2 separate regions of the Homo sapiens genome follow, and region 1 is linked to region 2. Evidence: read pairs that join two places in POLR2A ChIA-PET (ENCODE). Cell type or tissue: MCF 10A. All regions are shown on one strand. Links, peaks and the distances in the headings refer to the core of each region. The heading gives the core; the rest is flanking DNA.

What was found. ChIA-PET counts read pairs that join two places held together with the same protein. Peaks named below come from ENCODE experiments on the same cell type or tissue, not always from the same donor. Only the 100,000 strongest peaks of a DNase experiment are listed, where the experiment ranks them.
Region 1: POLR2A ChIA-PET joins it to region 2 with 5 read pairs; 5 of 35 experiments call an interaction of 5 or more read pairs at or near these places.

What each region holds. Positions count from the first base shown.
Region 1 is chr2:9,337,231-9,349,878 of GRCh38, reverse strand. ASAP2 (ArfGAP with SH3 domain, ankyrin repeat and PH domain 2) reads right to left here. Exons shown (of 28, transcript NM_003887.3): 10 at 5,244-5,347; 11 at 5,079-5,148. Among named protein-coding and RNA genes, the nearest start is that of ITGB1BP1, 80 kb to the left of the region's middle. In MCF 10A, for the core only: no CTCF peak of the experiment used is centred there; no DNase peak of the experiment used is centred there.
Region 2 is chr2:9,281,263-9,293,910 of GRCh38, reverse strand. The region is part of intron 2 of ASAP2 (ArfGAP with SH3 domain, ankyrin repeat and PH domain 2); the gene reads right to left. Among named protein-coding and RNA genes, the nearest start is that of ASAP2, 81 kb to the right of the region's middle. RefSeq lists an enhancer at 5,418-6,617. In MCF 10A, for the core only: no CTCF peak of the experiment used is centred there; DNase peaks (open chromatin) are centred at 5,510 and 6,040.

The DNA.
Region 1 (12,648 bases), core at 296-8,295, 58 kb before region 2:
TGGGATTAATCCAGATACATACACATATGCATCTACACCTGGACAGACCTGTGAAACCCTCAAGCACTTACAGGCCCAGCAGCTTCCTTCCAGTAAGTCTACAGAGTTAGGGTGGGAGAGTTGAACCCATCCTTGCAGCGTGAAGGATTTGGGTTAATAAATGTAAGTTTGGACTAGTGAAAGTCAGATAAAGTCAGATAAACAGGGTTGTACTAGACTCTCCTGGTTCGTGGCTGTGTTGGTCTTTTCCTCTACAGGTTAGTCAGATATTCTCCATAATCTGTAGATATCTCAGAGAATTCCTGGATCGTCAGAAATCAGTATTAGAAGATACCAAGCTCTGCCTAATCTTGTAAATCTGGACACTTTCAAGTGAAAGCACCACTGATCGTGGATTGTTACCAATCGGATTACCTAACTTATCCAGGAACCAATACAGCAAATGATCTATTTCTAGAAACATGGTTACAAAACATGTATGCAACCAAGTACTTTAACACGGGTGTACACCCACCCATACGTAGCCTGTGTCTATTCTGTTACCTCCCTGTGATGACACAACTGTACACGTGCAAATTTTAGGGCTACTTCCAAATTGTGGGGTCTTAGATATAGGAATAACTCCTATATCTAAGGTTTGTGTGCTTTGATAAATACAGAAGCACCTTCATGGACAAAATAATGACTTTGAATAACAATAGCTACATTTACTCAGCTATTTTTATTATATACCTATACAAGGCAGGCACTGTTCTAAACATTTTTCATGAAATAATTCATTTAATTTTCCTAACTGCCCTTTGAGGTAGGAACTACACCAATTTTGTAGCTAAAGACACTGGCCCGGACAGACCAAATAATCTGGTTGAGGTTATACAGCTAGGGAGCGGGGAAGCTAGGATTCCAACAAGTCAGGCTGGCTCCAGGGCTCGGGGCTCAACTGCCACCCTCCCTGTCCTCGACGTGGGTATCCATGGAAGGCGGTTGCTTGCCTGGACTTATCTTTAAGAGCAGCAAAGAACCACAACTTAAATTACTACAACTCATTCTCCCTCCCCACCTCCACCTTGCAGTCTTCCTTTTTCCCTGTGATACGGGGAAAGGTGTTCGTTCTTAACTACTATCAAAGATAGATTTCTCACTTCGCAGCATACCACAAAATAGAGAAAAATATTCAGCACCTTTGTTTGAAGTAGGAATAATTTATGAAGACATAAATGTGCCTACATATTAAAAAATGACAACCATAAGAATGGGTCCACAAAACACACAAGTTGATCTTAAGCAATATCACCAGCAGTTCTGTTTTACATTAATAACTGTTTGCTATTCAGGTTAAATATTAAGTACATAGATTAAGTATTAGCAAACAGTAAAGCTATTAGAAAAATTTATGGGAGAAAATTCTATCCATTAAAATCCTTCCCTGTTGCAATTTGGAAAAATACAGTGTCACCTGGGCGCAGTAGCTCACGCCTGTAATCCCAGCACTTTGGGAGGCTGAGGCAGGTAGATCACCTGAGATCAGGAGTTCCAGATCAGCCTGACCTGGCTGATTTAGTAGAGATTTTTAGTCTCTACTAAAAATACAAAAATTAGCTGGGCATGGTGGCATGCACCTGCAGTCCCAGCTACTTGGGAGGCTGAGGCAGGAGAACTGCTTGAACCCAGGAGGCAGAGGTCACAGTGAGCCATCCAGCCTGGGCAACACAGCGAGACTCCGTCTCAAAAAGAAAAAAACAAACAAACAAACAAACAAACAGACAAAAAAGTGTCATCAGTTAATTGAGATACAGAACGGTTTCATCTAATTCACAAAATACCAGTATTTTCTTGAGAATTTAATTTGAGAAGCCCTAGTTTAGTAGAAAACTTGGGAAGGAATGGTAAAAAAAAGATGCAACAGCTTTAGAGTTTGCCATGCAGGCAGAGATTATCAGTGATTCTCCATTCTAATCGTGCCGTTCTATTTTTTCCCGATTTGTCAGGCTTTTAGAAGGAAGGTGTTTTCTTCTTTCTTCATGACTGATCATTTTTTAAAATTTTAGATTGTGTAAGAGCCAGTGGACATTCCTTCCAGTGTAACACAGTCCCCAGCCCTCAGTGGTGTGGCAATCCTGCGAATCTGGCAAAGAGGATATCTAATTAGAGTTATTTTGTCTCAAGGATCACTTCTTCCTAGGGCCAGAAAACAGACTTGGCTAAGAAGGAAATTCAACTCGGGCTTTGAACGAATCTCCCGGATGTTATCCTCAATCCTCTGCTCCAATCAGAATACAACAACTTCATTTCCCAGAGGCTGCCAGCTTCCTGGGAAGGGTTTTCCTACCAGTGTAAATACACCCTGTGTGCTTCCATTTCTTAAAGACCTGCTTCGCAGCTATGTGCCAGGCTCTGCTCTTAGACTTCCACTTAATCAAGTCTTTGGAAATGTGCCCTTTTTTCCTGACTGTAAACGAGCACACTCAGGAGCTGCTGGCCAAACAGGTGAGCTGCACAAGAAATCAAGTCAAAACCAAACCAAACCAAAAGGGCATCTCTCAATTCTCTTTCTTGGTATGGGTGAACTCACTTCCCCACATGCAACCTCTCTGTAGACGCAGTCATACAGAGGGGTCCTCTGGATTCTGACTTCCAGAGCACGCAGGGAAATAGGGAAAAGGTGAGAAAAGGAACACTCAGCCACTGAACGGAGGGCTGGAAAACTACTTTATTTTTCTGCATGGCAGCGAGGAAGTGAATCAAGACAGCCCCACCTACCACCCCTGCAGGATGTAGGCGGCGATGGCTGCTAAAGGCAGGAGGAGACCTCTGGAAGTGGAGATTCCCTGGAGAGGGTTTTCCCCTCCAAACACAAAGCACCTATTAAATATGCACACGCTGTGTGACAAGCTGAGTTCTCAGCATCCCAGTAATGCCGGTTATAACCGTACTATCTGCCAAAAACTGGGGCAACCCATCCAAATTTAAAGACAACTAAGCCTCCACATCTTTTGAGAGGAAGCTCAAGCTATGGAAGTGACTCGAAGTGAAGTTTATGCTGTCAGCAAAGGATTACCAGACCTGTTTTCCAGCTGCCATGGAAAGAGCCACTCACTGGCTTAAGCTGAGGCCTGGATCTAGGGGAACTCTCAATGAAGCAAATATGCCCCTTGACTTCAGAGCTGTAAAAGCATGAACTAGAACTTAGTTGTATGACAGTTTCTGCACTGAGGCAGTCAATCGGAGTTCAAACAAACAGCGAGTGGACACCAATTCGAAAGCAAACCACAGAACCACAGGTGTTGAGATCTGGAAGGTATTTAGAAGGGTGCCTAGTCTCATCTAATCTAACATTCCTAATATTAAAGACAGTGATAGCTGGATAAATTTGCTTCCCTTGGTCTACAGAACTCATACCCTCACATCCACGCATGGAAAGAATGGCTTTTTTTTTTTTTTTTGAGATGGAGTCTTGCTCTGTCTCCCAGGCTGGAGTGCAGTGGCGTGATATCGGCTCACCACAAACTCTGCCTCCTGCGTTTAAGCAATTCTCCTGCCTCAAGCAATTCTCTCCTCCCAAGTTGCTGGGATACAGGCATGCACCACCATGCCTGGCTAATTTTTGCATTTTTAGTAAAGACAGGATTTTTGCCATGTTGGCCAGGCTGGCCTCGAACCTGACCTCAGCTGATCTGCCCGCCTCGGCCTCCCTAAGCGCTAGGATTACAGGCTTGAGCCACTGCACCTGCCCATAATGTCCCATTAAGATCCATACTGCATGGCCCTGGGGTCGCGGGGGCAGGGGGAGTACGGTGGTGATCACATGACCAGTGAAAGCTGGGTTTTGAAAATAGAAAATGACCTTCATTTCCAAGTTCAGAGACACATTCAAACCCCTAGACCAGAGGTCACCGAGAATCCCTCCACTGGGTATATACTATTCTAGCTCCTCTCTCCCTTTCTAAATCGAAGTTGGCAAAAACAAAGGCACCCCCAGAGGAACACAATCCTTGCTGCTGTGACATGCTTCGGCTGGGGTTTTACTCTATTCCCTTATGAACCTCAGGGCCGTTTCTCTGGACCCCATGTTGAGTGATGACATTTCTATAGGGGCCAGAAAAGCCCCTCTGAGCTCCTGCCCAGCTCTGCCTTCACCAGGGACTGGAGGGACAAGGGGCAGGAAAGACGGTTACTATCATCCACTCACACGCCCAAGGCTGCTGGCTTGCATGCACTACTAGGCCTCTGCTTGGGGAATGGGAATGCAAACAACCCTCAGCATCTCTCTAGCAACAAAAAGGCAACGACCTCGGCCTTGAGATGTTACCAAAGCTGTCTACCAGCCCATGTGGTTATCACCAGCTCTAGTCATGCCAGGTGAGGCAATAGTATGTATAACGCTGCCATGGAAAGAACAGTGTGGTGTGCAGGGCTGTGTCTGTGATCCAAGTTCCTGGCCTCTGAAAGCTAGATTGGTAAGGAACTTTATCCTGACCGGCTTTTCATAAGCTCAACATAGAGGGCTCCGTTTTTTCTTGCATAGACTCTGATAAACAGGATGATGGAAAGAGGCCTTAAAGTTGGGCACCATATGTTAAGATTTCAATAATAAAATCACTGAGATGTCTTTTCTCATGGATTTCTGGTCCCCAGAGTCCTGCCCATTTTTTTCTCTTAATGGAAAAGTAGAAATCTTCCTAAGTGAGATGTTTGATTTCCAGAGACAAAGAGAGCTGGGGGAGCAGTTTGCTGTTCTGTGCTTTCTGGAGTCACAGGCTTCTAAATAAAGACAACCTGGCTTATCAGTTACTCCTGACTCTGCTAGGGAGTGGAAGATAACAAGGACAAGACTCCATCTGGCTAAAATAAAAAATAAAAATTAAAATTAAAATTAAAAAAAAAAAAACATAAACAGGCTGCAGGTGCACCAAATCAAGACGGAGGCCAGCAAGCGTTTCTGACAGGGAAATTCTCTAAGACACATCCTTAATACCATCACACACGGAGAACAACTCCTGCCCTCTAACTTCAGAAAGTCCTCCAACACCAACCTCACCTAATACAGCAGACACCATGGATTAAAAGAGAATACTTACGGTACCATGGGATATGGTCAGAAAACCATTTTTAACTGAACATTTCCTTTTCTGCCACACTTTTCGGATCCTTGTGGATAAGTGGGAGAAACAATAAGAGTTTAGACATTTTGGACACAAGATAACGAACGTACATTTAAACTCTAGCCACACCCCCTCACGTACCCGTCACTCTTCTTGTAGAGGCTGCCGTTCCGCTCGGTCCCATGTTCCTTGTTTCCCTGAGGCTGATGTAAGCTATAAGCTGTGCTCTGACGAATTTGGGAGTCCTAAAAAATGGTGAAGAGTGTGTTTTTAATCTTGTCCAGGTCCTAATTTTTAGAAAAGCAGTACACAAAGGAAACTTATGCCTAATGTGTTTTTTTTTTAACAACAACAAAAATTGGAGAAATTTCCCTTTCTCAACACAGCAAAAAAGGGACATCAGATTCTGCTCTAGGAACTGATAAATGCCATCTATCAGGCTGGAGAAGGAAATGTCAGGAAACCAATATTCCCAAACTGGCTGAAGGAATGAGCCCTGGAAGTTTCCAGGTTTTATTTCATTACGAGCCTTAACCCCCTGACAGTGACATGAGGCTCCCACTACGGCCACAGTAGCCCTCGAGGAGGGAGGTGATGCAGTGAGTGGAAAGGCAGGGGTTTCCAAGCAAAACGACAAAACCAGCTTTCTGTCCCTTACTACAGAACCATCACATAAGCTCTCAGCCTCAGTTCCCTTCTTGGGCAATAAGAAAAGAATACCCAGTAAGGCCAATAAACAGTAAGGACTCAATAGGATCACACATGTGAACATCAACAAGTATTGCAAAAATCTTCACTTCCTCCCTCCACCAATCTTGAGTAAGGGGGGTCTGACCCTGACCAAGGGAGCTTAATCATAGGTAAACCATCCACATGGTCAGCTGAGAATCTGATTGAATCTACCACAGTTGGGAAATTCCAGCCTATCAGCTTCTTAGGGTAAGCGAGGACTAGCAATGAACACCCAGGGCCCAAGTCCAGTGTCTGGCATCCAACAGGTGGCTCAACTGGTGTTTAACAAATGATATCAGGCTGGGCGCAGTGGCTTATGCCTGTAATCCCAACATCTGGGGAGACCAAGGTGGGCGGATGGCTTGAGCCCAGGAGTTCAAGACCAGCTTAGGCAACATAGCAAGACCTCGTTTCTACAAAAAATACAAAAATTAGCTAGGTATGGTGGCAGGCGCTGGTAGTCCCAGGTATGCGGGAGGCTGAAGCAGGAGGACTGCTTGAGCCTGGGAGATCGAGGTTGCAGTGAGTCATGATAGCACCACTGCACTCCAACCTCAGTGACAGAGCGAGACCTTGTCTCAAAAAAACAAAAACCAAACAAAACAAACAGTAGCAGACACTCTGAGTTGAGAGTAGGAGGCCACCAGTGCCAGTGCAGGAAATTCTATTTCCCTGAGACTTAAAGGAAACGAGAGGGGAGCAAGATGTGAACCAAGTGTTCACAGGTCAACCAGGAAAGGGCCGAGGGCTGCTCGTAGGTGTTTAATGAGAACGCCTATCCAGTTCATTCCATAATGGGAGAAACAGGGACACAATGAAAATAAGTGGTTTGCTCCAGGTGCAGAGCTCCTTAAAGCAAGAGCAGAGAGTGGAATGGAATCCTGCCTTCCACTCTGAGGCTCCTTCCATTACACCATCTTCTTTCCCCACAGAACATCCTCAGAGTCTAGGGCCACTCTCATCATTGCCACTGAGCAGCTCACCATCCTTGGAGAACGAAGCACATCCCCAAACGATGAAAGAACTAACGCAGGAAAATCAGTGTGATGGAAGCTGAGAACAAGAGCACTCAGGAACTGAAGAGTCAAAGGGAGAAAAGCACAGGAAAAAGCGAGTTTTAAACATGAAGGCAAGAACTGGCACAGAATCAGGGTAGGATCTTCAAGGCAAAGTGGATAGTACACAGAAGACACAGGGAGGTCACGGTCACGTGGTCAGCACCCAGGGAAGCTAGACAAATACTGCATCTGAGGCAGTAAGGCCCAGGGGTGGACAAGACGGGCTGGAGTCAGAGTTTCGACTGCATCCCAAGGCACAGGCAGCCTCTTGGATTTCTGAGTTTGAAAAAAGATTCTGAAGCACAAAACTTTTTAATTTTAATGAAGTCCCATTTACCTACTGTTTCATTTGTCACTTGTACTGTAAGGGTGCTATCTAAGAAACTATTGCCTAATCCAAGGTCATGAAGATTTATACTTATAAATCTCTTCCAAGAGGTTTATAGTCTCAGCTCTCATTTAGCTCTTTGACTCATTTTGAATTAATTGTGATTATGGTGTGAGGTAAGGGACCAAGTTCCTTCTTTGCTTGTGGCTATCCAGCTGCCCCAGCACAATTTGTTGAAAAGACTACTCCTTCTCCATTGCCTTGGCACCCTTGTTAAAAATAAATCATCTCTAAATGTAAGGATTTATTTCTGGACTCTCAGCTCTATTTCATTGGTCTATATGTCTCTCCTTATGCCAGTACCACACTGTCTTGATTATTACAGCTTTGTGGTAAGTTCAGAAATCAGGAAATGTGAATCCTCCAACTTTGTTCTTCTTTTTCAGGATTGTTTTGACGATTCTGGGTCCTTTGCGTTTCCACATGAACTTCAGGATCAGCTTGTCAATTTCTGCACAAAGGCAGCTGGGATTTCTGATGGGGACTGCACTGAATGTGTAGATCAATTAGGGGAGTACTGTTATCTTCACAATAAGTCTTCCAACCCATGCACATGAGTGTCTAGCACTGACTTTTTAAACTCTGCCAAAAAAGAAAAACCAAAAAACTCCACGTGAGCAATCAGTAACATGCGGAGGCACTCTCCATTACTGAACTGACAACCAACCCTGAAACAAGCAGAGCCCAGGAGGGGAGAAATGAACTCATTTCCACAGAAAGTTCACACAGCACTTGAGCCTCTGGATAAACTAGGGCACACACGCATTCATGGGATGAGGATGGTCCCAGCTTCCACATTTTCTCAGAAGGGCGGAACATCGGCACCAAAATTTAGAGCAAATCCAGCTTTCAACGTTGCTGAGAACAATGCTGTGGAAGGAATGTGGAGAAATACTGCTCACCTGTACAGCGTCTCTGTGAAAGACTAAAAATAAACCTGTCAGGAGACTCAACTGCACAACCAAGAAATACGTCTATTGATTTGGGGGAGAAAAAAAGCCCTGCACAAAGTAAGTGGTGAAATCATGTGACAACACCGCTAACACTGTTCGTGCCGCGCATATTAATCAGAGCGATTTTCAGGTCTCACGAACAGGATAAGGGACATTCTTCTCAACAGAATCAGACCCTATGCCAGAAGGTGACAATGAAATCACCCTGTTTTATTCTTTTCTTTAGGCCAATTGAAGCATGCAGGCAAATCTGAATTAAGCTGGCCTATTAAACTTCACATTTGTAAAAAAGAGGAATATAATCTGTTTAACATAAAATTGAAACTGTTTTAGTGCGAATTACTTCAGTATCCTCTAGGTGACTCCCAGGCGACCCCGTAACAATAGCCTTTGTTAGCCTGTACAAAACGCCTGACCAGGTGAAGGCCTGACAGAGAAAACCGGCCCTTTCACATGACCAAGGTTCTGACTTTTAGAATACTATGCAAGGAAAAAGAACCTCTCCTTCTGGAGAGAAGAATAACATAAAAAGTAAGAGAGGCCAGGGCGGTCCATGTTGCCCCAATTCCTGGAGACTCCAATGTACTCTCCACTTTCCTAAGAGAGACGAAGACAACCTAAACTCGACTGACAAAGCCTCAACGTGCAGGGACTGTTTGTGTGCCTGAGTATGCAGGGTAGGTGGGCACTTGGTGGAACCTCAAAAGGCTTTCATGAAATTCTATCAGTGTCCAACATCCTCTGTCCTGTGACACCCAGACAAGTTCTCAGAGCTCAGGCATCATCCTTGATCTTAACTTTTCTGTGGCCCTATGAAGTATTAGCCATTGGGTCTGGCCAACACAGAATCTGCCCAGATGACCAGTAGAATCCTTGAGCTGTCTAAGACTCTAAAGACTCTAGGATAGCTTAAAAACTGACATTTTGCCCACTTCTTAGAAAGTCAGTGTCCAGACAATTCCTGTGATTGACAAGCTTGTCGAGGAGTCATTTTTGGAAGCTTAAAATTTCTCTGCCCAGGAGGGCTGTGATGTCCAATTCATTCCCCCATCTTCTGAAGATATGACAGGTATGTCCACCCACATGGGCACAACTGGGAGCTGGAAGCCTTGCTGAGCCAAGCACTGAGCCATGGTCTAAGAACAATGCTTTCAAATATCGTTACCACCTATTCTCCATTATTTAAGGGTAATTTTTAAAAGACTCCGGAGAACCAGTTTGACATGGAATAGATCAGGGTCAAATCCTGGCTCTGATGCCACTGTGTGAGCCCAGCAAGGGCACTTATCCTCTCTCTCTCACAGAATAAAGTTGCAGACATGGCTGGCCGGGCGCGGTGGCTCATGCCTGTAATCCCAGCACTTTGGGAGGCGGAGGCGGGCAGATCACGAGGTCAGGAGCTCGAGACCAGCCTGGCCAACATGGTGAAACCCCGTCTCTACTAAAACTACAAAAATTAGCCAGGCGTGGTGGCGCGTACCTGTAATCCCAGCTAATTGGGAGGCTGAGACAGAAGAATCACTTGAACCCAGGAGGCAGAGGTTACAGTGAGCCAAGATTGCACCACTGCACTCCAGCCTAGACGACAGAGGGAGATTCTGTCTCAAACAAACAAACAAAAAGCTGCAGACATGGGCAAACATTGCCTACCCTGTAAAGTGGCTTGTAAGGATCGTTGGCCACACTTGTAAAGTGCCTGGAAAACCTGAAAAGTGAGGTAAACAGGAAATGCCCTGCAATGGATAGGAACAGGTCCCTCCTCCCCTAGAGTGAATGTGGAATGTGACGCAGGCTGGACACAGAGAGGTGGGTGAGAGGCAGGTGAGGCTGGAAGGCCTGGGTCAGGAGTAAGAGGAGAAGCCTAGAGCTGGGTATGACAGCATCTTGAGTCAGATAGTGAAGAAGGAAGAGGGGCAAGAGCCATGAAGACATAGGGCCAGAGGACGGACCAACAAGGAGGCTAAGGGATATGTCACACACAACGACAGCAGCAGTATCCATTCCTGTTGAACCTCTAAGAGCGCGACACCATGAGGGAAGGGAATTTGGTCACTACGGTATCTTTACCACCTAGGAGCTCAGTATTTGTTGAATGAACTATTAAGATAGTTTATTAATATTTATTAAGATTATTAATAAATAATTTTACTATTATTAAGATAATATGGTAAGTGCTCTACAGAAATTATCTCTTAGATCTCCTGAAAACTCTGAGGTTGGCTGTATTATTCCTATTTGACAGACGGGGAGACCATGACATGGAGAGGTCCAGGAACCTGCCCAGTGTCACAGGGCAGGGTAGGAAGTGGGAGACCCAGGATTCAAATGCCAAGATCCATGCTCTTCTGCTCTGCTAGACAGCTCCCCAGGCAACCCCGTCCTAGTCAGAAGCTGTCCTCTCCACCAGCCTCACCTGCTGGGACTCTGCTAACTCCTGCCCCGTCCCCAGTTTTTTGTTTTTGTTTTGGAGATGAGGTCATGCTCTGCTGCCCAGGCTGGAGTGCAGCAGTGCGATTTTGGCTCACTGCAACCTCCACCTCCCAGGCTCAAGGGATCCTCTCACCTCAGCCTCCCGGGTAGCTGGGACTACACGTGCATGTCACTACAACTGGCCAATTTTTTTGACTTTTGGTAGAGATGGAATCTCACTATGTTGGCCAGGATGGTCTTGAACTCCTGGACTCAAGCAATCCACCTGCCTTGGCCTCCCAAAGTGCTGGGACTATAGCTGTGAGCCACCATGCCTGGCCTGCCAACTCCTAATCATCCTTCTAAGCTCCATCCCAGGTATCACAGCCTTTGGGAAGTCATCCCTGATGGCACCTGCCCAGCCCGCACTGGGCAGACACTGCTTCCTGGAGCTGATGTCCACGAGTGCTCTCATTACACTGCACCCCAATTGCTTCTCTGTCCCCACCCCCAGAGCATGATCCCCTGAAGAGATGATAACCTGATCCATCTTGTTCTGTTGTGTTTGTGGAGTGCTGGCTTAGGGTAACAGTGGAAGAAAGGGTAGCTGGATGTGTGAATCAACAAACGAGTCCTCCACTGAGGGTGACATGGAGGCCAGAGCCAGGCTACCTAGCAGCTTGGCAGGAGAGGCAGGCAGGTGGCCCCTGGCAGAGATCTCTGTGATGAAGGCCAGATTTGGGCATGTAAGATACGCGAACCCAGAGGCAGAAGAAAATTATGGCTGTGGTGGACCTTGGCTGCCTGGGTGGCACAAACTGTTCTATCACATCCTACTAGACAGGATGCTTGAAAAAGAGGGAGCAAGAGAAAGAGAGAGAGAGAGAGATAGAGACAGACAGAGAGAGATAGACAGACACAGACAGACAGAGAGAGAGAGAGAGAGCAACCATACTTGAGATCTGCAGAGTGGAAAACCATGGTGGTTTCAGCACTCAGACCTGTGAGACCATGCCCCAGAGCCTGATCCTCCCCATAGAAGCACACAAGTCTGGGTTCTCCACATCAAACAGCAGAGAGAGCCTGCACACAAGTGATGAGGCTTTGGGACTCCGCCAGCACCCCAACAGGGTCCATCCTGGCAGAACACCATCGGATGGACGACGTGGGATGGGGAAGGCAGGAGGCGAGGCTGACGGGGAGAGAGCTCAACCAAAGATGAGCAGTGCCAACGAGTTTAACTGTGTAAATAGGATCTTCTCCAAAAATCAAACACTATGGTACATAGTTCGATCCTCATTGTATAATATTGCACTATGGGTGGTCACTGCACAATTTTTCAACTTTTCTCCAAGTATGAAAACCTTCACAAAGAAAAATAATGGAAATACCAAAGAGTAGTATTCTCCTTACAGAGAGCAGAAAATATCAAGAACAAAACATGAATGGCCAGTGATTGGGAGGTGTGAGGTCACCGGGACCAGAACGGCACAAGCTCCACACTAAAACAAAGCTGCAGGGTCACAAGGAAACAGCAGCACGAAGCTACCACACTGGAATGGCCACTCTTCATTCCTTCAATAACTGATGCTTGGGATTTACAGGAAGAGAATGAGGAGCACTGGCTTCTACCAACCATCAAGGCAGTTTCTTTGGGGCATGTTACTTAATTTCTATCAACTGTTATTACACAGGGAGGGTTAGAATTTTTATAACACTGAATAAAAATCCTCTTAACACCTTCAGTTGTCTAAGTCACAGAAGAAAATCCAACCAAAGGGAATGACGGCCTAAACAATAATGACCAAATGATCAATTCTTATTGCAAATTTGAGGTATACAAGATGGAACCCCCATCATAAAAATCATTTTAAAACAGAAAATTTAGCATTTTCACATCTGCTTATTACTTGCAACTGTGTTCAAAGATTGTCCAACTTGCTGAATGCCATCACCTAAAAGCAACGCAGAGCATGATACACAGAAAACACAACACGCCCACAACT
Region 2 (12,648 bases), core at 1,926-9,925:
TCATCATCTCATGGATTTACGTTTACAGTGCTTTCATCCACTGCAATCAGCACTGTCTTCTGATGCTCACACTGTACCAGTTGAGGTCAGTGGGAATCTTTGTGCACTGGCCTAGTTGGGGATTTTTAGATGTATTTTTCATCCTGCAAATGAACTTGAAGCTTCCTGCTGAAGCCCATAAGCCCCGTGTCTTCCTCTAACACCTAGCACGGTGCCCACCACGACAACAGCCATCCCTCCATGATTAACATGGCACTGACTGACCCACTGCTGCAGATCACCCCAAGGTGAAGATTTTCCTACTAGAGAACAGAAAATCATTCAGTGCCTTTGTTTTTCTTTTGCCAAAAACAACCTTAAAACAGGAACCTAAAATAAATAGCTTGGGAATAAAGTTTCTGGAAAGATCTCAAACTGGGTCTATCAGCTTTTATTTACAGAATTGTGAAAGCTGTTCTTCTAAAAAGAGCTCACACTCTCACCTCCCCCTTGTTCAAATGTATCTTAAACTCTAATTCTCATTAATGATCCAGATCCAATAATCACTGACCTGGGAGGGACTTTGGAAAATAAGAATCTGAGTCACAGAGACCATGCTAGGACAAGACTTCGTTTCTTCTCAATTCTAAGCCATCACCCCTTTATCTCCCCCACCTCACTGCACGAAACCCATCAATCCCTGCAAAAGGATGAACTGAGAGACTCTGGCAGAGAAATCGATCATGAAGCCAGCATGCATGTGTACATACAGAGTTTAGAGGCAATGACTAGGTTTTGTTGTGTGCTTTTTAGTTTACTGGATTCTGTTATTTAAAAAAACTGGTATCAAGGAGAAGGCCCAGTGCAAATTGTTTCAGCAAAAATTGCTGGATACAAAAAGGACAAGAATGGCTCCTTTGCGCCCCCTCTACGGGCCACACATGTAGATACGGCTCTTGACAGGTCAGTGTGGCCCACAGCACAGTGAGGAAGCAAGCCACCAACACAGCACTGCCAGAGGATGGGCGTCCCCCAGCCAACTCACCTTCAATCACCTCCTTTTTCATCTCAAACATAAAACTTACTATTTCCAGCCCGGCAACAGGGATGTGACGGTATGCTGGGGTGAGATACAAGGACACATATGCTCATGGCTGGGATGAATGCCTGGGGAAAGATATGTCAGTCTATGCACTGATCACTTACAATGCATCAGGCAATGTGCTAGGCGCTGAGGACTCAGATGGCAAGGAGACATTGAACTGGGGCTCCAAGGACAGGTAAGACTTGTCGAGTAGAGAAGGAGCAGATCACAGAAACAGACAGGCATTAGCCCCAGGGGAATACCAGGGAGTCCTATGTGTTCCCACTGTTAATACTTTCTCTGTTTTTCTTTTGTTTTTGTTTTTGTTTTGAGATAGAATCTCACTCTGTCACCCAGACTAGAGTGCAGTGGTGCAATCTCGGCTCACTGCAACCTCCAACTCCTGGGTTCAAGTGATTCTCCTGCCTCAGCCTCCCGAGTAGCTGAGACTACAGGCGCACACCACCACTTCTGGCTAATTTTTGTATTTTTAGTAGAGATGGGGTTTCACCATATTGGCCAGGCTGGTCTTGAACTCCTGATCTCATGATCCACCCTCCTCAGCCTCCCAAAGCCACCACGCCCAGCCTACTTTCTCTGTTTTAAAGCCCCTGTCTGCATCCAGCTCTCAACTCTCAAAATCGCCACAGGGCAGCACAGGTCTCATTGTCCCCACCTCCTCAGGGCTGCTATACTCACTGCTGAGTCCTTTCATTCCATGGATCCTGAAAGATGACCTAGTCTAAACATGGAAACCAAAGCTCAGAGAGGGTGATGACTTGCTCAAGGTCACACAGTGAGTTTGCAGCAGAGCTGGAACAAGAACTCGGGTTTCCTGACTCTGAGTCCAGTGCTCTTCCTCCCACAGCAAAAACCGTTTCTTCATTTGCTAATGACATTGTCGCTATCTTCAGCTCTTAGCCTAGATAAGAGCTAAGAGCTGAAGACAGCGACAATGTACAACCTTCCAGTCAAGTGCATGTACCATTAACCTGAACACCAAGTGCTGTCACCAGCATAACAGAACGAAGGCAGGGTGCACCAGCCTTATGGCTACCCAGCCCCAGCCTCCTTGCTGACCCAACAAAGACCCTCCAAACCCCTGCTCCAGGCCAGACCACAGGCCACTTGGGAATCAGGCAGAGGGAAAAGCACTTGCTGACACCCCACATTCCAACCTTCCATGCAGACAGCTCGGCGAAGGGAGCGTTTAAGGAGAGACATATGTTCTCTATGGCAGCAGCCTGGTGGAGACTCTCCCTAGACGGATGACATGACGATTACTACTCAAATGTGTGTCACGACACGAATGTTGTGATGTTGTGCACAACTCTGCACAGTGGAGACCATTTCCTCCGGCTGTCGGCTGTACATGCCACCTGTTTCCGACCTCACTTGTGGCGCATGATCTCATGGGAATGCAATTTCTTCAAATCAAACATCATCCCTGTTTCTTAACAGGGTCTCTACTTAGTGGACATCTCGTGAGAGAGAACCATTTTCAGAACTTTATTTCTAGAATCATCCCAACTAAACGGCTGAAAACATATTTTCATTTCCAATTTACTAATGTGTATCATTCTTCTGGATAATCCCACTTCCAGAAATCTATCCTAAGGAAATAATCAAGGTGATCAGAGATGTGTGTACAGAACATTTATAAAGAGTGAAAATTTAAAATGTGTTAAGTTCCAACAATATGAAAATGGTTAAATTAACAGTATTTCTACAAAATGGAATATTATGTTGGCTTTTAAAATCATGATATAGGAATATGGTAGGAGCAGAAAGCCAAGTTTAAAAAAGGGAGGACATAAAATTAGATATTTAGTCTCAATTTTGCAAAAAGTGAAATGTAGAGAGGAGGTTGAAAAGATAATACATCAAAATGCTAACAGTGGTGGGGAAAACTGAGCACTTGCTAGCAGTCAATAAACTGTCATATGCAAGGCTGTTATATACTAGGTCCCAGGCCAAGTGCTTTCTAGATGTTATTTTATTCTCCTCTGAGTGGACAAGGAAACAGACTGTCAGAGTGTGAACAAGCCCAGGATCCTGCAACTTCTAAGAGGCAGAGCTGTGTTCCAAGTCGCAGTGGGCCTCAGACCCAGCGCTCACCTGAGCCTCTGCTGGTTATAAAGATACTGAGATCCTGCCAGGCTCAAGACTTGCTTGCTTTAGTGCTTTTCTGAACTTTCCAAATTTTCTAAACTAAGCTTATCTTAGCTTTATAATAACAACGTAAGGAATAAATAAAACTTTAAAAAGAAATCTGAAGCACCAGCTCTAATGGCTAGATTGTTACAGTGCTCTGTGCCTGTGCCTATTAAGAACATTAGGCCAGGTGCAGTGGCTCACGCCTGTAATCCCAGCACTTTGGGAGGCCGAGATGGGCAGATCTCTTGAGGTCAGGAGTTCAAGACCAGCCTGGCCAACAGGGCGAAACCCAATCTTTAATAAAAATACAAAAATTAGCCAGGAGTGGTGGCAGGTGTCTGTAATCCCAGCTCCTCAGGAGGCTGAGGCATGAGAATCACTTCAACCCAGGAGGCAGAGGTTGCAGTGAGCCGAGATCGTGCCACTGTGCACTCCAGCCTGGGTGACACAGCGAGACTCCATCTCAAAAGAAAATAAATAAATAAATAAATAAATAACATTAGAATATGTCTTTCTCTCCCAAAGCTTTCCCTGGACAAGGTGACGGGAGGGACACAGCCTTCGGAACTGAGTATACCTGTATCATCTTTGACAAGACAGAAGTAGCCACAACCAGAAGGGGTTGAACAAGAATGTCCTCCCTATTCATAACCCCTGAGAGCTCCCGTGCAGGATGAGCAACTGGAAGGATGCCTCTCACCGGCTTCTTCCTGCCACTTCCTCCGCCTTCTCCAACACCCCGGGCTTGTTCCACTTTCAATACCCATTTCCATCATCTTTCCTAGGAAGTCCCTTGGAATGTGATTCCTCAAGAAACAGCCAGTCTTTGTGGATGGTACCCCAGGATGTATCTAGTCTGGTTGTGTTCAGCACAGGCAGCTAGCAATGGAGTTCACTAATCAGGCCAAGGTGTGCGCTATTAAAATACAAAACCTGTTGTCTATGATCATCCCATCCTCTTTGATCCTGCCTTATATTAATGATCCCATCCTTCCAGTGATGTTCAAATGAGTTCAAAGTCTGTGTGAATAACTAAACGTCACCCCAATGACCTCCCTGTGAAGCTCCTACTGCTTGTAGGAGTACACTTGGAAGGCAGGTGAGAGGGTGAAGAGTGGAGACTGGGCTACTGCATATTTTTTTTTATGTTGATGGTTTCTGTCCCTTTAGGCTTTAGAGTACAGAATGTATCCGCATTTACTTTTATTCATTCATTGTGTGCTTCCATTACGGGTCAAGAATATTTCTGGTTACTAAAGAATAAAATCCAATCACACTGAAAGTCTATTCTCCAGCAAGCACTAATGAACACAAAGATTCATCAAACAGAGCCCCTACCCTCAAGAAGCAAGCATCCAATAAGTGAGAAAGACTCAGCCCATCAGTTCAGTGCAGCGACACAAAGGCAAGAAACAAAATGAGCTCTGGGGAATTCAAGGCGCTTGGTGTGTCCAGAGCATGGGGAAGGGCTGGAGAGTCAGGCAGGAGCCAGAGATGAGGAACTTCATCCCAGGTAACGGAGAGCAGCCAAAAGGCTTCTAAGAGATCTGCATTCAAGAAAGATAATAAACCTTGGTACCTGCCAACACACAACTTAGCAAGACAAAGATAAACATGCGAAAACAATCCACTGTGATGTAAATTACACGAGGTGGAAACACAGCACTCTATGGGGAAAGGAGTACATTTTCTGGGGGCTGGTAACAGAAAAGGCTTCTTGGAGCAGATGACATTTAGAGGAATTTCCTCATTGAAAATGTAGTATGGCATGAGATTAAAACTGAGCTACCAGCTGCTTGACTCACCCTAGACTCTCCTTAACCAGAGAGCTGCTTCCCTCCTAGGGGTGCTCTGAGACCAAATCAGGGAAGGAGAAGGGGGTTGGAGGTGGTGGGAAGGGGGTTTCACTAAAAAACTTGCAGGGCTCTCCTTTAGCCTGGAGACAGGCTACCCCAAGGTGTCTGGGGTTCAAAGCCAAGAGGTGAATTCAACATTTGTTGTATGGGGAGTACAAGCTATTAGAAATTTTACTCCCAATTATATTCACATCCTTTAATGGAGGAAGAGTTCATGTTGGCAAAGCAATCTGACTCGCTACATTACAGAATGTGCATTTTGCCAGGGTAAGCAGCTTTCAGCCCTTCATTTTTGCCACGTCATACCCCATGACCCCACGCTCACCACAGTGATGACTTAAAAACACACGCTGCCCCCACCCAACTCCATGGAGGGCACAGCCCCTGGGAAGCAAGCTGACTCCTGTGGTTTCACGAGATCCTGGAGCCTCACCCTCAGGGACAAGCAGCCCTTGGAAAGTACATGGTCTCTAAAGCCTCAGATAGTAGCTACCATGAACACTGTGGAGATGACATACGTGTAGAAATATCTTTCATCCTTACAACTCTGCAGGATTTTACAGATGAGGAAACAGATGAAGTCATCGTGTTGATTTGGTAGAAGATTTAAGCTCAAGGTCTGAGCTTTTTTGCTTGGTAGGTTGGGTTTGCGGACAGGTTTATGGGGGTATGGGCATCCCAAACAGTGTATGCAAAATTATGTAAAGGTACCTTTTCCTGGAGGGATCATCCAAAACAGCCTTCTTATTTTTACTGATGTCTATGATAACCAAAAGATTAAAGAACCACTGATGAAACTGCAGCCCCATGTCTTACAGATGCATGCGGCCAGCAGGTTGGCCCACAGACTGGCTGACTATAAAAGCCAGCCAAATTAAATAGCAGATACCTCTGAACCAAAGTATGATTCATGCCAACACTTGGACGTTAGTTAAGTCACAGACCTCTGTGTTCCTTCAGAGGTACCCTCCTTCCATGACTAATGCAGTGGTCACTGCGGACAGGATTCCACAAGTCACCATCTAAATTCCAATCATTGTTGTTAGCCAGCAGCGGGGAGAAGGCTGGACTCCAGAGTCTCACAACTGGAAGACATCTCCAGGGCCTTCGAGCCCACGTCCTCACCTCCCTCTATAACTTCCTCAGAGACAGAGGCCGTCCACCCGCTGCAGGAACCTTCCAACCACCAGCTCGCCGCTCAGTCTGCTCACCCAGTTATCCTCTCCCTCATATCTGAGTCAAGGCTTGCTCTTGTGAAAGCCTCCTCTAGAGAGGAACAAATACTATGTCTACCTTCCTCAGCCAGAGAAAGCCCTTCATGTACGCCCTCTCCTGCCCCTTCCGAAACCAGGAGCCCCGCGTCCTTCAGATATCCGTCCTACAAGGAGGTTTCTCCATCCCTAAGGTTTTCAGGTTCTTCTTTAAATGCTGCTCTTACAACTAAATAATGAAACAACAACCTTATTTATAAGCACCAAAGACTTCACTGAGGTCATGTGTGGCTCACCTTTGGGGCATGTGCCACGTACTGGCTCACACTGACCCTGTAATCAACCAAAACCACCTGGAATTTTTCAGAAGGACTACGATGGCTCAGCCAGGTGGCACGTAGGGTGTTCCCCACGTTGCTGCTTGTTTTCTCCACCGTGTGCCCCCAGCAACTTCCCGCCTCAGCACCAGGCAGCATGCCGCAGCAGTCAGAAGCAGAGACGGGACGCTCACCTGGTTTTGAATCTCAGCTCCTCCAACTGTTGGCTAGATGACACTGGCAGATCACTACTCAGTGCCTCTGTGAGCTCATCTGTCAATGGACAGGACCCAACTCACAAGGCTGTAAGGATGGAATTCACATAAAGTTTTTATTTAGCTTTATAATACAAATATTCTAACAAATACCTCATGAGTATTTATTACCACTATGCTTCTACCCTCGTTTGTGAATATCAATAAAAATATTCTTTATCATCATTTATCATCTATTCCTTTTTAATCACACACGGTGTACATAAATTTTGCATCCTGAATTTTATTGCTGAAGATTTCATCACAAGCATTTCTCTTCCTGTTGCTGTATAAACATAATTCCAGCAAGCAGCTAAATCCTAATTCAGCTATATATAGGAGGCATCCAATTTCTCACTTTGATAAGCAGTGCAACAACAAAGTGAACATCTTTGTGCATGGATCTCCTTCCACAAAAAGATTGTTATTTTTCTTGATGTGTACCACCAAACTGCTTTCCAGAAACTCTGCGTGCATGTTTTCAGTGCCACAACAATGGAGCAGAGTACTAGTTACTGTAAGCTTGCCAAACAGTAAAGATTATTCTGATTTTGTTATTTTCTCATGTAACAGGTAGAAATCAGATACAGTATATATATATATATTTTTTTTTTTCCTTTTTTAAAAAAAATCCTTTTCCTTTTTTTCTGTTTTGGAGACAGGGTCTCACTCTGTCACCCAGGATGAAGTGCAGTGGTGCAGTTTCAGCTCACTGCAGCCTCAACCTCCCAGGTTCATGTAATCTTCCTGCCTCACCCTCCCAAACAGCTGGGACTACAGGCATACACCATCATGCCCAGCTAATTTTTGTATTTTTTTGTAGAGGCAGGGTTTCGCCATGTTGCCTAGGCTGGTCTTCAACTCCTGAGCTCAAGCGATCCATCTGCCTCAGCCTCCCAAAGTGCTAGGATTACAGGCGTGAGTCACCGTGCCCAGCCAGTATCTTCTTAATGCACAGTGAAACTTCATTTCCTCAACTATTATATATATTTGTTCTGAACTGCCCTGTTCTAATTGATAATATCTACAATAGAAATAGTTTTCTGTATGAATTTGAAGTGTATTTTAATATCATATTCCAATTAACACTGCAAACAACAGGCAGGAACACACACACAAAGTTGTTGTATTCTCATTTTCTTTTGTATGTGGGAGATGGTAAGGATTTGAGGGAAAATCAGCATTTCTTTGTACTTTCAAGAATGTGATAATTTTCTAGGATATTCTGATTGAGGGTAGGAATATCACTCTCGATAAGAATGTTCTAACAAGTCCTTATGACAGAATAATTCTAGAGAAGTGAAAATGAAAATCTTCTGTTGCTTCCTTCTTGATAGAGATGAATTTTTCCACCCACTGATATGTCAAACAGCTAAAAATGTTAGCTTCAACTTCCTGGGGTGTGGAAGGAACACCTTTGGGCTGAGCCAGAGCTTGGGAAATTTTAGACAAGTAAGAGTTTAAAATAAATAAGCAATCCATCACTGAGTGGCAAACAGTTTCTCATAAATCATTATGACAACTGCTTTTGGAAACCCAAGCTAAGACTCTCCAGAAAATACAGCTGGCTGGGTTGCCATCATTTTGAAGACTGGGAGCAAACATAATGCACTGACTATTGTGGAAGAAGACTACTGTTTTGTATACACGTGGGACATGCAGATACCCTTTTGTCCCAGTTCAGTGTTTGAAGTGGGGATGGGGGGTTCTGAGGTAGGATTCTCAAAGTCCAGTGCCGTCACCTGGGAGCTTTTTCAATTAGCAAATAAAATACTCAGGCTCCAACCCTGACCTGCTGAACCAGAAACTCAATCCCTATTTTAACAAGACCCCGGGGTATTCTGATACTCTCTCCAGTTTATAACCACTGCTCTAATGCAGGGATTCAAAAACTTTTTCCTAGAAAGTCAGAGAGTAAATATTTAAGCAGGGCACTAACCCCATCATGAGGGCCCCACTCTCATGCCCTCATCTAAAGCTAATTACTTCCCAAAGGCCCCATCTCCAGAGACCATCACACTGTGGGTTGCTGAGGCAATACTGAGGTTATTGTGCAGGTAACGATGGTAAGAAACCATTCTTAGCTTTCAGGCTGTGAAAACACAGGTGTCTGGCCACAGTTTTCCAGCCTCCATTGTAAGGCATCTTAAATCTTCCTTCTACATAAATCCATATAAATCCTCAAAGAATAGAATACAGGGCCTGTCGTAACACACACCACTTACATCTAAAATTGTAAGTTCACCCCTCCTACACTAAGAAAGCAGTGTAAGTACATACAGCAGGAACCTGATAATGTATAAACACTCAGTATTTACTGGGCACCTATTACCCGCCCACACCCATGGCAGCCACTGCAAGGAACACACAGGAGGTATGTCACAGCTGTCACACTTACCACGTGTATGTCCAGAACCATGCATGGCACTTTTTCATGTTATCTCACTTAATCTTCACTAGCAATCCTATGACCTATTAAATTCCCATTTTACACATGAGGAAATTGAGGCTCAGAAAGGTAAAATAATCGTCCTAATGTCACAGGCTTTTTGAGTGGCATTGCTAGCTTTTAATCAAGGGTTCTTGGATTCTAATACCTACGTCTTCTTTATCCTAAATGACACCATCTCCCAGAATTGGTCTTTCACCTCAAGGGCTTCTAATTAACTGAGAAAAGATCAACAGATACAAAACTACTAGAGAACAATCAGGAGCAATATTTAAAGTGTTAACAGTGCCTGCATGTTAGGTACCCTTTAATTTGTAGCTGAACAAAACAGTGGAAACTGATTCAACCTCCAAATCCTAAGAATTCAGGAGAGGTGTGGTAGACAGAATAACGTCTCCTCCACCACCAGATGCCCACCTCCTAATCCCTGGAACTTGTGAGTACGTTATGCTACTTGGCAAAGAGGAATTGAAATTGTGGATGAAATACAGTTGCTAATCAGCTGAACTTGAGATGGGGAGATTATCTGGATTATCTGGATGAGGCCAATGTCATCACAAGGGTCCTTATATGTAGAAGAGGGAGGCAGAAGAGTCAGTGTTTGCTATGGGACTGAATTGCGTCCCTTCCCCCAGATTCATATATTAAAGCCCTAATCCCCAAGGCAATGGTGTCTGGAGATGGGGCCATCGGGAAGCATAATAATTAGGTTTAGATGAGGTCAAGTGGGTGAGGCCCTCCTGATGGCATTAGGGTCCTTATAAGAGGAGAAAGTGGACATCTTGCTTTCTCTCGCTGCCATGTGAGGGTACAGGGAGAAGGCAGCTGTCTGCAAGCCAGGAAGGAGAGGAGAGCCCTCACCAGAACCCATCCACACTGACACCCTGATCTTGGACTTCCCAGCCCCCAGGCCTGTGAGAAAATAAATTTCTGTTGTTTAACCCACCAATCTATGGTATTTTGTTATAGCAGCCCGAGCCATCTAAGTGTCAGAGCAATGCAGTGTGAGAAAGACACCACCGGCCATGACCAGCTTTGAAGATGGAAGGGAGCCGTGAGCTAAGGAATGCAGGTGGCCTCTAGGAGCAGGAAAAGGACACCGATTTCCCCTGAAGCCTCAGGGAAGGAGCCCTGTTAACATCTTCATTTTAGCCCAGTGAGACCCATGTCGGGTTTCCCATGGCCGAACTGAAAGATAACTTTGTGCCATTTTAAGCCAACTCATTTTATGGTAATTTGTTACAACAGCAATAAGAAACTATTACAGGGAGGCCGAGGCTGGTGGATCACTTGAGGTCAGAAGCTCGAGATCAGCCTAGCCAGCATGATGAAAACCCATCTCCACTAAAATTACAAAAATTAGTTGGGTGTGGTGGTAGACACCTGTAATCCCAGCTACTTGGGAGGCTGAGGCAGGAAAATCACTTGAACCCAGGAGGCGGAGGCTGCAGTGAGCCGAGATCATGCCACTGCACTCCAGCCTGGGCAACAGAGTGAAGCACCATCTCAAAAAAAGAGAGGAAAAAAAAAAGAATCTATTACAAGAGAGTCAAAGAGGGCTACGCTGAAGTCAAAGAGAGCTAAGGCTTGATGAAAATGGGTGGGGAAGCAAGGGCAGGTCCCCTGCAGGTGACTGGGATGGGGGAGTCCGTTTACAGACTGGGTGGGGCTGTGCAAAGACACAGAAGTACAGCTGGCACACACTCAGGAAGCAGTGACAGGCCAGCAGCCTGCAGTGAGGGACACTGGTACAGAGATGGGTCAAATGGGGCCAATCTGTGACAAATCAGGAAAGCAGGCAGGAAATCTTGGTCCCAAAGAAATTAAGAAACATGAGACAAGACAAGGAATATGGCAGTATGAAGCATAAATGCTAATTTATTCTCACTGTTCTTTCAATCGTACATAAAATGAGCGCTCTTCCTATACAGGAATTGCCTTTGGTCTTTATTCTCGTGATCAAAACACTATGGGGACTTCTCCTTTGGAACCAGCTGCCTTCAGAGCCCATGACTGTAGTTACAGTGCACCGAAGCCAACTGTGGTCGCTGGCACTCAGTCCCTTCTTGAATATGCCTGACTTATTTCTGACATCTAGTTCTAAAAAAATTTAATCTATCCTTAGACTTCTCTACTAAATATATGCAAAAGAACGTGCTACTAAAAGCAGTTCTAAAGAGTTCTAAAGACACTGTGAATGATGTCATCAACATGACAGGAGAAAGTATCACGTTTCCTCAGGTGACTTCTTTGCAGTAGACAACGCTTGTTCCGAAATAAAGATTTCAGGATCAGGCTCTGGTTTTAGGACTTAGGACTTTTCAGGACTCAGACTCATGACCTTAGAATAACTCAAACTTGGCATGACATAATAGATGGCTAAAGGATGACAAAAATAGGAGACCCCCTCCAAGGTCACATGCCAGGCTGTTATGTGCGGGGCCTCAAAAAGGACATGAGCCCAAGGAGCTACGTTAAAATCCCAGCCCTGTCACTGTAGAGCTTTGTGACTTTGAACAAACTTCTCAACTTCCTTGGACCTCAGTTTTCTTTCATAAAGTGGCAAATGCTATTTTAAGCAAACAGCAGAGCATGAGCAGAGGGAAGAAGGCATAAAACGTGGCTCTCTGGGGAAAACTGCAAGTTATTTCAAAGAAGGGCACAGAGGAGTCCAGGTGGGGAGGGTCGGGACAGGTGGCCTGAGTCCAGGCAATGCACAAGAGCTCGGAACTCATCTGGTGCTCTGCAGTATTTACTCACCTGAGGCTCACAGTGGGGTGATCAGGGGAGGCAGTGACAGTTTCATCGACAGATGAATTGGGAAAGGGTTAAGAACGATAACCACTCACAATCCACATTACTAGCACATTAAAATCTTTGGATGGATCTGTGGTAAGAGAACCATCTTTATCCCAATTGCCCTAAAATTCTGAAGCCCACAGAGGCCTTCCTTCTCTCTCCCATGCTCTGGAACTGACTTCCACGAACTTCAAAGAGGGTGATGAAAAAATGCTATAGAGTTTTAGGCAGAGAAGTAACACCAGTGGGGTTGCATTTTAGCAAACGACGCTTGGGGGTGGTTAGAAATAGGAATGAGGTTTGTGGTACACGCTCAGCAATATAGGTCAGCATGGCAAATTAGACAGAGGTGCTGTTAAATTCCTGCAGGCCAGCTTCCTGACACCGAAGCACTAGCGCCTTCTCCCTTCAAATGCAGGGCTGTTTATAAGCTGTACTGCCAGCCACTGGGCCAGCCTTGGGAGTCACACAAGTCTCTCCTCCAGACGAGCAGCAGCTACACAGCCAGTGTTTGCATAAGACACAGATTATTTCATTTTTAT